Linked DNA regions of Homo sapiens: region 1 is linked to region 2. Evidence: chromatin contacts called from ENCODE Hi-C or POLR2A ChIA-PET data. All regions are on one chromosome and are shown on one strand. The core of a region is the stretch at or near the end of the contact, and the rest is flanking DNA. Distances in the headings are between cores, read along the strand shown. Region 1 has its middle 11 kb from the start of HTR3B. Region 2 overlaps USP28 (ubiquitin specific peptidase 28).

Region 1 (5,857 bases), core at 3,097-5,596, 36 kb after region 2:
GGATTACAAGCACACACCACCACGCTCAGCTACTTTTTGTATTTGTAGTAGAGACAGGGTTTCACCATGCTGGCCAGGATGGTCTGGATCCCCCGACCTTGTGATCCGCCCCCCTCGACTTCCCAAAATGCTGGGATTACAGGTGTGAGCCACCACACCCAGCCAAACTCAGCTTTTAATTGTTGGTTAATCGCTCTCTGTTTTTCTTTATCTTTTTCCTGAGTTCAAGTCAACTCAATAGCCATACCCACTCAATTCCACTGTTTTTTTTTTTTTTTTTTTTTTTTTTGGAAACAGAGTCTCGCTCTGTCGCCCAGGCTGGAGTGCTGTGGTGCGATCTCGGCTCACTGCAAGCTCCGCCTCCCAGGTTCATGCCATTCTCCTGCCTCAGCCTCCTGAGTAGCTGGGACTACAGGCGACAGCCAACACACCCGGCTAATTTTTTTTGTATTTTTAGTAGAGATGGGGTTTCACGTGTTAGCCAGGATGGTCTCGATCTCCTGACCTCATGATCTGCCCACTTTGGCCTCTCAAAGTGCTGGGATTACAGGCGTGAGCCACCGCGCCCGCCCCTGGGTCCCATCTTATACCATAATGTCAGAATCTATAGAGATGGGACCCAGGTCATTTAAAAATACTCGATGAGCCTCATGTGCTGCCATGCTTGCAGATTACTTGCTTAGACATCACAGCAGTATAACTTAGACTTCAGATTTTAAAATTTCATATTTTATTCTTAAAATATGTGGTCAAGATAGGAACCATGTGACTCTGGTAAAATTATGGCAAAGTCATCAACAAATATTTGGGGAAAGAGCTTTTTCCAGGAGGCGTAATATTTTTTTTCTTTCTTTGAGATGGAGTCTTGCACTGTTGCCCAGGCTGTAGTATAGTGGTGCGATCTCGGCTCACTGCAACCTCCACCTACTGGGCTTAAGTGATTCTCCCGCCTCAGCCTCCCAAGTAGCTGGGACTACAGGCAGGCGCCACCATGCCCGGTTAATTTTTGTATTTTTAGTAGAGATGGGGTTTCACCATGTTGGCCAGGCTGGTATCGAATTCCTGACCTCAAGTGACCCGCCTGCCTCAGTCTCCCAAAGTGCTGGGATTACAGGTGTGAGCCACCGTACCTGGCCAGGAGGAGAAATATTAACTTGAAAAAAGCAATGCCGGGTGCGGTGGCTCACGAGGTCAGGAGTTCGAGACCAACCTGACCAACATGGTGAAACCCCGTCTCTACCAAAAATACAAAAATTAGCCAGGCGTGGTGGCACACACCTGTAATCCCAGCTACTTGGGAGGCTGGGGCAGGAGAATCGCTTGAACCTGGGAGTGGGAGGTTGCAGTGAGCCGAGATCGTGCCATTGCACTCCAGCCTAGGTGACAGAGCGAGAGTTCATCTTTTAAAAAAAAAAAAAAAGCAATAAACCAGCCTGGCCAACATGACGAAACCCTATCTCTACTAAAAAATACAAAAATTAGCCAGATGTGATGGTTATGATCCCAAGGATGCCTGTGAAACCAGGTACTCAGGAGGCTGAAGCAGGAGAATCACTTGAATCCCAGAGGCGGAGGTTGCAGTGGGCCCAGATCGCACCACTGCACTCCAAACTGGGTAAGAGACCGAGACTCCGTCTAAAAAAAAAGTAAAAAGCAACACAACACATAATTAGCCAGGTGTGATGGCATCGTCTGTAATCCCAGCACTTTGGGAGGCTGAGGTGGGAGGATCTCTTGAGGTTAGGAGTTGGAAACTAGCCTGGCCAACATGGTGAAACCCCATCTCTACGAAAAATACAAAAATTAGCCAGGTATGGTGGTGGGTGCCTGTAATGCCAGCTACTCAGGAGGCTAAGCCCCAGAATCGCTAGAACCGGGAGACGGAGGTTGCAGTGAGCTGAGATTGCGCCACTGCACTCCAACCTGGATGACAGAGTGAGACTCTTTTTTGTTGTTGTTGTTGAGATGGAGTCTCACTCTGTCGCCGAGGCTGGAGTGCAGTGGCGCGATCTCAGCTCACTGCAACCTCTGCCTCCCGGGTTCTTGCCATTCTTCTGCTCAGCCTCCCGAGTAGCTGGGACTACAGGCACCCGCCACCACGCCCAGCTAATTTTTTTGTATTTTTAGTAGAGACGGGGTTTCACCATCTCAGCCAGGATTGTCTCCATCTGGGATTACAGGCCTGAGCCACCGCGGCCGGCCCAGAGTGAGACTCTTGTCTCAAAAAAGAAAAAGAAAAGTGTTAATTGTATTTCTGTATGTTTGGGCTCTGCAAAGTTAATCATCAGGTTACTGGAAATTTAATTGTCTTCTTTTAAATTTATTTTTATTTTATTTATTTATTATTATTATTTTTTGTGATGGAGTCTCGCTCTGTCACCCAAGCTGGAGTGCAGTGGCATGATCTCGGTTCACTGCAACCTCCACCTCCCGGGTTTAAGCGATTCTCCTGCCTCAGACTCCCAAGTAGCTGGGACTACAGGCACAGTCACCATGCCCGGCTAATTTTTGTATTTTTAGTAGAGACAGAGTTTCACCATGTTGGCCAGGCTGGTCTCTTGACCTCGTGATCCGCCAGCCTCAGCCTCCCAAAGTGCTGGGATTACAGGCGTGAGCCACCGCTCCTGGCCTATTGTTATTTTGGGGGGCCAAGTCTTGCTCTGTTGCCCAGGCTGGAGTGGAGTGGCACAATCTCTGCTCACTGCAGCTTCCGCCCCCTGGGTTCAAATGGTCCTTGTGCCTCAGCCTCCCCAGTAGCTGGGATTACAAATGCATGCCACCACCCCAGCTAATTTTTGTATTTTTTGGTAGAGACAGGGTTTCAAGACTGGGTGTGTCTCACATCTGTACTTCCAGCACTTTGGGGGGCCGAGGCAAGTGGATCACTTGAGGTCAGGAGTTTGAGACCAGTCTGGCCAAATGACAAAACCCCATCTCTGCTAAAAATAAAAAATTTAGCCGGGCATGGTGGCAGGCGCCTGTAATCCCAGCTACTCAGGAGGCTGACGTTTGAGAATCGCTTGAATCCAGGAGGTAGAGGCTGCAGTGAGCTGAGATTGCTCCACTGCACTCTAGCCTGGGTGACAGAGCAAGACTCTGTCTCAAAAAAAAAAAGAAAAGAAAAGAAAGAAAGAAAGAAAGAAAAGGGACAGGGTTTCGCCACGTTGGCCACACTGGTCTCGAACTTCTGACCTCAAGTGATCCACCCGCCTCTGTCTCCCAAACTGCTGGGATTATAGGCGTGATACCATGATGCCTGGCCTTAATTGTCTTCTGAAGGAATAAGAAACTTAGTGCCTCCCGTGTGTCTGTGCTGTCTCTGAAACAGAAACTGATAGTGGTCTTTCTAGATCTTTTCAGACCTCCGTTCCTCTTCTGCACTCCCTCTCTTGGCTTCCCTGCACTGTGGCTTCCAAGGCCCACACCTAGGACTTTTGTTGGAGACGTCTCCTTGGCTACTAAAGCTTTGTCTGCCCAGGAAAAGACCAGGAAATATCTGGGAGTTCACTCCCTGTTCCCCTTAGCCAACAGCTGACAGGTGGGAGTGAGAGTGTGCAGGCCAGCTTCCCTTGTGTGGTTTTCACTGTCAAGTTTCCCTGAGGGTTCAAGCTGAAACCACGCTCCCCTTTCCCAATTTCTATTGGGAGTATTTCTAAAATTGATTGCTTGTACACAAAGCCTTATTATAGGTATGTTTCAGGGAAACCTAATCTAAGACAGTCAGCGTTACAGAGTTTTATCCCTCCTGTCAATATTAAAATTTGATATGGCTTTTAATTTTTTTAACTTTTAATTAAATTTTTATTTGACCAAGAGAAAACTGTCTAGAATTGTCTGACATTTAAAATCCACTTAAACAAAGCAGATTACCACCTTCAAGCATCACAATTATTCAGCATAAAGAACCTTTGTTGAAACATCTTTCTCATTTATTTAGGAGGAAAAATAAATCTAGAACAGAACCAAACAAAACTTTTTTATTTTTATTAAAAAATTCCAATTCTTAAAATACCATGAACCATCTACTGAAACTGTACTTCAACAAGGGGCAGGATTTATCTCAAGGCCATGTTCACCTGCAACCTGCTGATAAATCTCTTTTAGAAAACTTAAGTGGCTCTACTGCGATTATTGACTTGTGTCTGCTCCACTTGACTGTATGCAGATCGAAAGCAGGGTTGGTGCCTTCATAATCTCTAAATAATCTGAACATGGAAACGACTGCTTTGTGCTTTTAAAGAGCTCATATACTTCTAGTCCTGTTCCCTGGGGCATCCTCTGAAACCTGATACACCAGTCTGCCTACCAGGACACTGTGTTACTGGCCCGCTGGGTGGCCAGAGACGAGCTTTACTCTACTAGAAGACGCAGTTAGTCCCTCTGGGGTCCTATCTTCGTAGTAAATCCCTGATATGGCTTTTAATAATATTGTTTATAACTTTTCAGATGTGCAGAAGACTTATTCCCATTCTTAGGAAGACAGTAGGAAAGTTACACTGTAACTTTCACCCGTTCACCCTCTCTTCACCCAGCTGAATATCAGTATTCAGCATAAATGCCATTTGTGAAAAGTCACTGAGGCTGGGCATGGTAGCTCACACCTATGATCCCAACAATTTGAGAGGCTAAGGCGTCTCAGGAGTTGAGCCCAGGAGTTCAAGACTAGCCTAGGCAACATAGGGAAACTAAAAAAAAAAAAAAAAAATTAGCCAGGCATGGTGATACTTACTTGTAGTCCTAGCTACTCTGGAAGCTGAAGTGGGAGGATCACTTGAGCCCAGGAGGTCAAGGCTGAAGTGAGCTATGATCACACCACTGCACTCTAGCCTGGGTGACAGAGCGAGACCCTGTCTCAGGAAAAAGAAAAAGAAAAAAAGAAGTTACTGAGTCAGTTTCCCAGGAAACTTGGGAGCTCCTAGGGACCAAGAGTTTGGAAGAATTGCAGTAAGGAGGTAGGAGGAAGGAACTGGCCGGTCATAAGCTGTGTGAAAACAGATCGAATGGGTTGGTGTGGATTGGTGCTGGTGAACGCAAAGAGGAGAATTTACAGCAAAGACGAATAGTGGTGACATGAAGAGAGGCCTGAAATGACTTTGAAATCATTTGAAAGTGCACTGTATAATAAAACTTAAAATGAGTTGGCATAGTTTTCTGGGGTTGCGCAGAATTGGTTAAGGCAGGCACGACAGCCACCACAAGGTGGTGCTCTGATTATATTCACAGCCACCAACTCGAATTTCCTCAGAGCTTTACAGTTCCCCACTCTGCTCTCAGTCTTTCTGGGCTCTAACTAGGGGTCTGTCACACTCCAGCCATACTCAGCCAGCCTATTATTAGTGCCAAGCCTTCCTCCTGGCGCGATGACAGTGTAAATTTCAGCAATGGCAGAAGGGGGACAAATACAGCTGTTGTGCATTTTAGAATAATTGCTATAGGCCATTTGGAGACAGATTTATAATAACAGCACTTATACAGACTTATACAATATTTCACTTTCCTATTTTATCCCCGGTCAACACTCTGCATCATGAACTTTTGAATTCTTTCAACTCATGTGAGTCTAGAATTATCTTCCCCCAATTTTACAAAGTGAGGCTTGCACCCTCCCCCCGACCCCGTTCCCAGAAGGCACCATGCACTCTCATCTCAACCTCCAGCCCTTTCATGTGCAATTCCTTTTGCTGGGAGCTCCGTTCACCCTCTCCCCACTCAGATGAATATCAGTACTCAGCACAAATGCTATTTGTGAAAAGCCTCCACCTACTCCCACTCCAAGTCTGGGCTCCTTTCTTTGCCTGGGTCCTCTCCAGTTCATCCATCTATAGGCGTTTCTCTCAAAGATTTCTTATCTGTCACC
Region 2 (5,780 bases), core at 454-2,953:
GTCTCAGCCTCCCAAAGTACTGGGGTTACAGGCGTGAGCCACTGCACCTGGCCTAGTGACCTTTTTTTAAAGGCTACTGGGTAGAGATGACAACTATGTAAAATAATTTTGTATAGCTCCAACAACAATGTTCTACATGGAAATTCAAATCCAAATTCCTCATCTTGTCATTCAAAGACCATTACCTGATCCCCCCTTAGCCTGTTCCACCTTTTCTCCTCTCAGTTCCTTACTGCAAACTCATTCTCTCATGCATAGACTGTTGCTCCTAAAATCACTAGTAATACCACCTACATTATTAAACTATGGTATGCCAACTACATTCAGGGGTTATATTTGTCTTACCTCCTCCATATGAAGTCCTTCTAAGAACTCTGGCCCATACTGTTCTCTCCCCTTTCTCATCTCCCATGTTAAGGAAATGAATACGCCTGTGACTGAATGTGGCTCCCTGTCTTCACTTGATATTCCTCATCATGTGGTTCTCTAATTGTTTTATTTTATTTTAATTTTTTTTGAGACGGAGTCTTGCTGTCACCCAGGCTGGAGCGCAGCGGCGCAATCTCAGCTCACTGCAAACTCCACCTCTTGGGTTCAAGCGATTCTCCTGCCTCAGCCACCTGAGCAGCTGGGATTATAGGCACCCACCACCACGCCTAGCTAATTTTTGTATTTTTAGTAGAGATGAGGATTCATCATGTTGGCCAGGCTGGTCCCAAACTCTTACCTCAAGTGATCCACCCACCTCGGCCTCCCAAAGTGTTGGGATTACAGGCATGAGCCACCGGGCCAGGCCTGTTCTCTAATTGTTTTAAATATGAAATTCTTGCCTTCTTTAAAGGAAGAATCATGCAGTACACTGCCTAATTTGAATCATCCATAGGACAGTGCTGATAATAATGAGAACTAACATTTATTGAACAACTACTTTAATTTTTTTTTCTTTTTGGAAATGGGGGTCTCGCTATGTTGACCAGGCTGGCCTAACTGCTGGACTCAAAGGATCCTCCCACCACAGCCTTCCAGGTTGTTGGGACTACAGGCACACATCACCATACCTGGCTTAACATATGACAGGAAACAGGCACCTTACATGCATGTAATCCTAATAACAAAGGCAGGCATTGCACACGTTAGGAAATTAAGGTTTACAAAATCTATTTATCATCAAATGACTTGAATTAAAAGCTAAATCAAAGATAGCTATAAAACACATAGCTATTAAGGGTCTAAGTGCTTGCTTGAGCAGTACATTAACTAAAATTGGAACAATACAGAGATTAGCATGGACCCTGTGCAAGAATAACATGCAAATTCATGAAGTGTTCCATAATTTAAAAATAAAAATAAAATGTAAAGAGTATGGTATGAATAACAAATTTCACATGCATTATTTATATACATATACAAATGCTATGACATGACCCAGTCTTGTAAAGATTTAGCTAAAGTTCTTAACAGAACCCGCACTCCAAATCCTCGTACTATATATATATATTTATATAAATATTAATTTTACAGTAACACTAAACCCATCAGGATCCTACCATATTACTAACTCACTTCACCTGAACTTCACAGAAAGAGGATTTAAATATTAACTTCACTCTACCTTGCTATATGTAAAGTACACACCCAACAAGGAGACAAGACAAAGCCTGTACTCCTCTCACAATGAAGTCAAATAACTTGCAAGAGCCAACAGGTTTGCATTTCCTGAGCTAAATTCACATTGTTTTCACAAAACAAAAAGTACTCCCTTTTCTTGCCCAGAGGCAGTAAAGAAAGACAGGCAAACACAAACCTTTACCAGGAAGGAACTCAAGCTTTTTGACCTCACTGCTACTCAGTGGTTTTGGTGCAATCTAGCCCACTTCTCAGGAAGGAGATTTTCTTAGAGCAAAAACAACTCACCCACAATCAGCAATTAACAAGATTATTCAGACACTAAAAACCTTAAGCTATCAAGTTTCTGTAACAATCAATACCTGGCCTGATCCCACAGTAACTAGGTTAAAACTCTCTGATGAAATAATGCAAAATATTTCATTACTAATCGTTAAAACTCCTAATTTAGCATTGTGATGAGAAGCTTTATAGGTTATTCCATTCCTTCAAACAGTGATGCTATTTTCATCATTCTGATGCACATATTTCCTGATATCAATTGTCTAGTCTTACAAAGACATTTCTAAATTTACAACTAAGTAAATAATTAATAAATGTTCCCTTACTCCAAAGAACTACCAAGGTGTGCCTAATAAAATTCCTTCCAAAGCTAAAGATCTGGTTCGCAATTATAAAATAAAACTTAAGTACCCAAGGGAAGCAAAAAAAAAAAAAAGAAAAAACAAAAAACAAAAACAAAACCAACTGAAGAGTCAAAGAAAACATATAGTATCAATGCCAAAAACTCTGGCCAGGTGCAGTGGCTCATGTCTGTGATCCCAGCACTTTGGAAGGTGAAGGCAGGCGGATCACAAGGTCAGGAGTTCAAGACCAGCCTGGCCAATATGGTGAAACCCCATCTCTACTAAAGAAAAAAAAAATACAAAAATTTGCCAGGCATGGTGGCGGGCACCTGTAGTCCCAGCTACTCGGGAGGCTGAGGCAGAGGAATTGCTTGAACCTGGGAGGCGGAGCTTGAAGTGAGCCAAGATTGCACCGCTGCACTCCAGCCTGCACAACAGAGCAAGACTGTGTCTCGAAAAAAAAAAAAATAAGGGCCGGGCTTGGTGGCTCATGCCTGTAATCCCAGCACTTTGGGAGGCCGAGGCAGGCAGATCACGAGGTCAGGAGCCCGAGGCCATCCTGGCTAACACAGTGAAACTCCGTCTCTACTAAAAACACAAAAAATTAGATGGGCGAGGTGGCAGGCACCGGTAGTCCCAGCTACTCGGGAGGCTGAGGCAGGAGAACCTGGCGTGAACCTGGAGGTGGAGGTTGCAGTGAGCCAAGATCGCACCACTGCATTCCACTCCAGCCTGGGCGACAAAGCGAGACTACACCTCAAAAAAAAAAAAAAAACCACCTCTGTCTGGACAACAGAGATGGTTGCTAACCTTTCCAACCTCCATAAAACAAGGAATGGCCCTCAAAAGCCTTGGTATTTTTTCAGTTTTTCTTCCAGCAACAATGCCCTGCTGATCCAATTTATTCATGGAATAGAAACCTAAAGTAGCCATAAGAATATGGCTGTCTAAAAAAGATAAACAGCAGCTTTCTGTGGACACAGCTAAATTCCCTGAAATAGACTACTTGATAATTTTTGTGAATGATGCAAATGTCAGTACATGATGAAAATGCCTGTTTGAGTTTATTAACTGGCTTAAAGTTTTTAAAAACCATTAAAAGTGTTTAAAATTTAGCCACTATTATATCATGTAGAGGGGTTAAAACTGGGACTTAAAAACAAGAAAAAAAAGGAATTAATCATTATTTACTTTTTAAATTTTTTCCATCTCTTTCTTCACATGTACTAAGAGATTCCAATAGTACAAAAGGGTATAAAATGAAAAGGAAATCACCTTCTTCCCGACCTAGTTCTATTTCCCAGGGGCTACTACCATTAACAGTTTCTGTTATCTTTCCCGAAATTGTCTATGCACATGAATATATTTTTTCATATGATACATAATGTCCTATACCTTGCTTTTTCCTTATTTTAGAATACATTAAGACAATATTTTTCATTTCTTTGAATACATGTTCCAACTAAATATGAGAAATGAGGCTGACAAACATATCGAACACATCTCCAAAAATGAAGGAAAATACAATTTTTAACAACATATTGGTAGGGCTAATTGAAAAACTGGGAAAATATCAGGGAAAGATATGAGAAATCAAATTTACATGCTTACAGTTTTAGAAATATAGCAATGGTAAAATTTTAAGTTATTACTAGCTGGGTCTTCGTGTGTAGTTTCTATTTTTAATAAATAACAGAGATTGCTGGGTGTGGTGGCTCACGCCTGTAATCCCAGCACTTTACGGGGCTGAGGCGGGCGGATCACCTGAGGTCAGGAGTTCAAGACCAGCCTGGCCAACACGGTGAAACCCCATCTCTACTAAAAATACAAAAATTAGCTGGGTGTGGTGACAGGTGCCTGTAATCCCAGCTACTTGGGAGGCTAAGGCAGGAGAATGGCTTGAACCCAGGAGGCGGAGGTTGCAGTGAGCTGAGACTGCGCCACTGTACTCCAGCCTGGGCGACAAGAGCAAGACTCTGTCTCAAATAAATAAATAACAGAGATCAGAGAGGTGATGTGGGATTGGATTACAAAGGGTTCTAAATGTCAGGAAGAGTTTAGGTTTGATCTGATGAACAATGGATAATCACTGCAGGCTCCTCAGCAGGGAAGATATACGAAGGAAGAAAAGGCATTTAAGTGGATTAATCTAGCCCACGTGAACAACTGGTTCAACGTGGGATGACACTAGGAAAAGAAAGCTTGAGTTACAGGGCTACTGAGTAAACGAACTGTGACGAGAGAGGCAGGATGCTGGTAGGCAAAACATCAAAGTAGGACATACTCTGAACATCTCAAAGAATGAAGAGAGAAAGCTTAGTCATACATTTGCAATGGATGCCTAAGAGAATGCCATTGCCAATAACATAAAAGGAAACCAAACAATGTGATATACCACACCAACAGAATGAAGGAGAAAAAAAACAATGGTCACCTTGATTGATACAGAAAAACATCTGACAAAATCCAACACACATTCATAATAAAAACAATCAGAAAACTAGGAATAAAAGGTAATTCCCTCAACATGATACAGGGCCTTTATAAAAAAACCAAGAGTTAAGATCATATTCAATGGTGAAAGGCTGAAAGCTTTACCCCTAAAATCAGGAACAAGACAAAGATGCCCACTTTCACCACTGCTATTCAACACTGTACTGGAAGTTTAAGCCAGAGCAACCAGGCAAGAATAAAAAATAAATGGCACCTAAATTATAAAGTATAAAAAAGTAAAACAGTATTCACAAAATGACATGATCCTATATATACAAAATCCCAAAGATTCTGCAAAAAAGTTACCAGAGCTGGTAAACAAATTCAGCAGCTTCAAGGTAAACAGGCAAAATTCAGTTGTGTTTTTATAAAACAGCAATAAGAAATCAAAAAGGAAATTAAAAAAAAATTACATTTACAATAGCATCCTAAAGAATAAAATACTTAGGAATAAATTTGACCAAAGAGGTAAAAAACCTGGGCCGGGCGCAGTGGGTCACTGCTGAGGCTGGGTGCGATGGCTCACACCTGTAATCCCAGCACTTTGGGAGGCTGAGGCGGGCAGATTGCTTGAGCTGAAGTGTTCGAGACCAGCCTGAGCAACGTGGCAAAACACATCTCTACAGAAAACACAAAAATTAGTCGGGTGTGGTGGCGCGTGCCTGTAGTCCCAGCTTCTCAGAAGGCTGAAGTGGGAGGATTGCTTGAGCCCAGAAGATGGAGGTTGCAGTGAGCCAACATTGTGCCACTGCGCTCCAGCCTGGCAACAGAGTGAGACCCTGTCTCAAAAAAAAAAAAAAAAATTAGGCCGGGCGCGGTGGCTCACGCCTGTAATCCCAGCACTTTGGGAGGCTGAGGCGGCCGGATCACAAGGTCAGGAGATCGAGACCATCCTGACTAACACGGTGAAACCCTGTCTCTACTAAAAATACAAAAAATTAGCCGGGCATGGTGGCCGGCGCCTGTAGTCCCAGCTACTCGGGAGGCTGAGGCAGGAGAATGGCATGAACCCGGGAGGCGGAGCTTGCAGTGAGC

What was found. A loop is a pair of places that touch in the nucleus more often than their neighbours do. ChIA-PET counts read pairs that join two places held with the same protein, here RNA polymerase II (POLR2A). Pooled maps may share reads with other maps.
Region 1: a loop to region 2 is called in a map of transverse colon, with 17 times the contacts of the local background. The contact joins two enhancer-like sites. A Hi-C loop is called at or near these places in 1 of 168 maps with a recorded cell type or tissue (transverse colon) and 2 of 50 pooled maps. POLR2A ChIA-PET finds 5 or more read pairs at or near these places in 10 of 52 experiments (A673, CD4-positive, alpha-beta T cell, WTC11 and 6 more).

The regions. Positions count from the first base shown.
Region 1 is chr11:113,891,290-113,897,146 of GRCh38, forward strand. No RefSeq gene overlaps it. Among named protein-coding and RNA genes, the nearest start is that of HTR3B, 11 kb to the right of the region's middle. RefSeq lists a silencer at 4,485-4,685. Within about 2 kb of position 4,347, at least 2 of the 41 ENCODE cell types and tissues checked have a DNase peak (open chromatin) inside an H3K27ac peak, as active enhancers do.
Region 2 is chr11:113,858,113-113,863,892 of GRCh38, forward strand. All of the region lies in intron 1 of USP28 (ubiquitin specific peptidase 28), which reads right to left. It also overlaps the pseudogene RNU6-1107P. Among named protein-coding and RNA genes, the nearest start is that of USP28, 15 kb to the right of the region's middle. Within about 2 kb of position 1,704, at least 3 of the 41 ENCODE cell types and tissues checked have a DNase peak (open chromatin) inside an H3K27ac peak, as active enhancers do.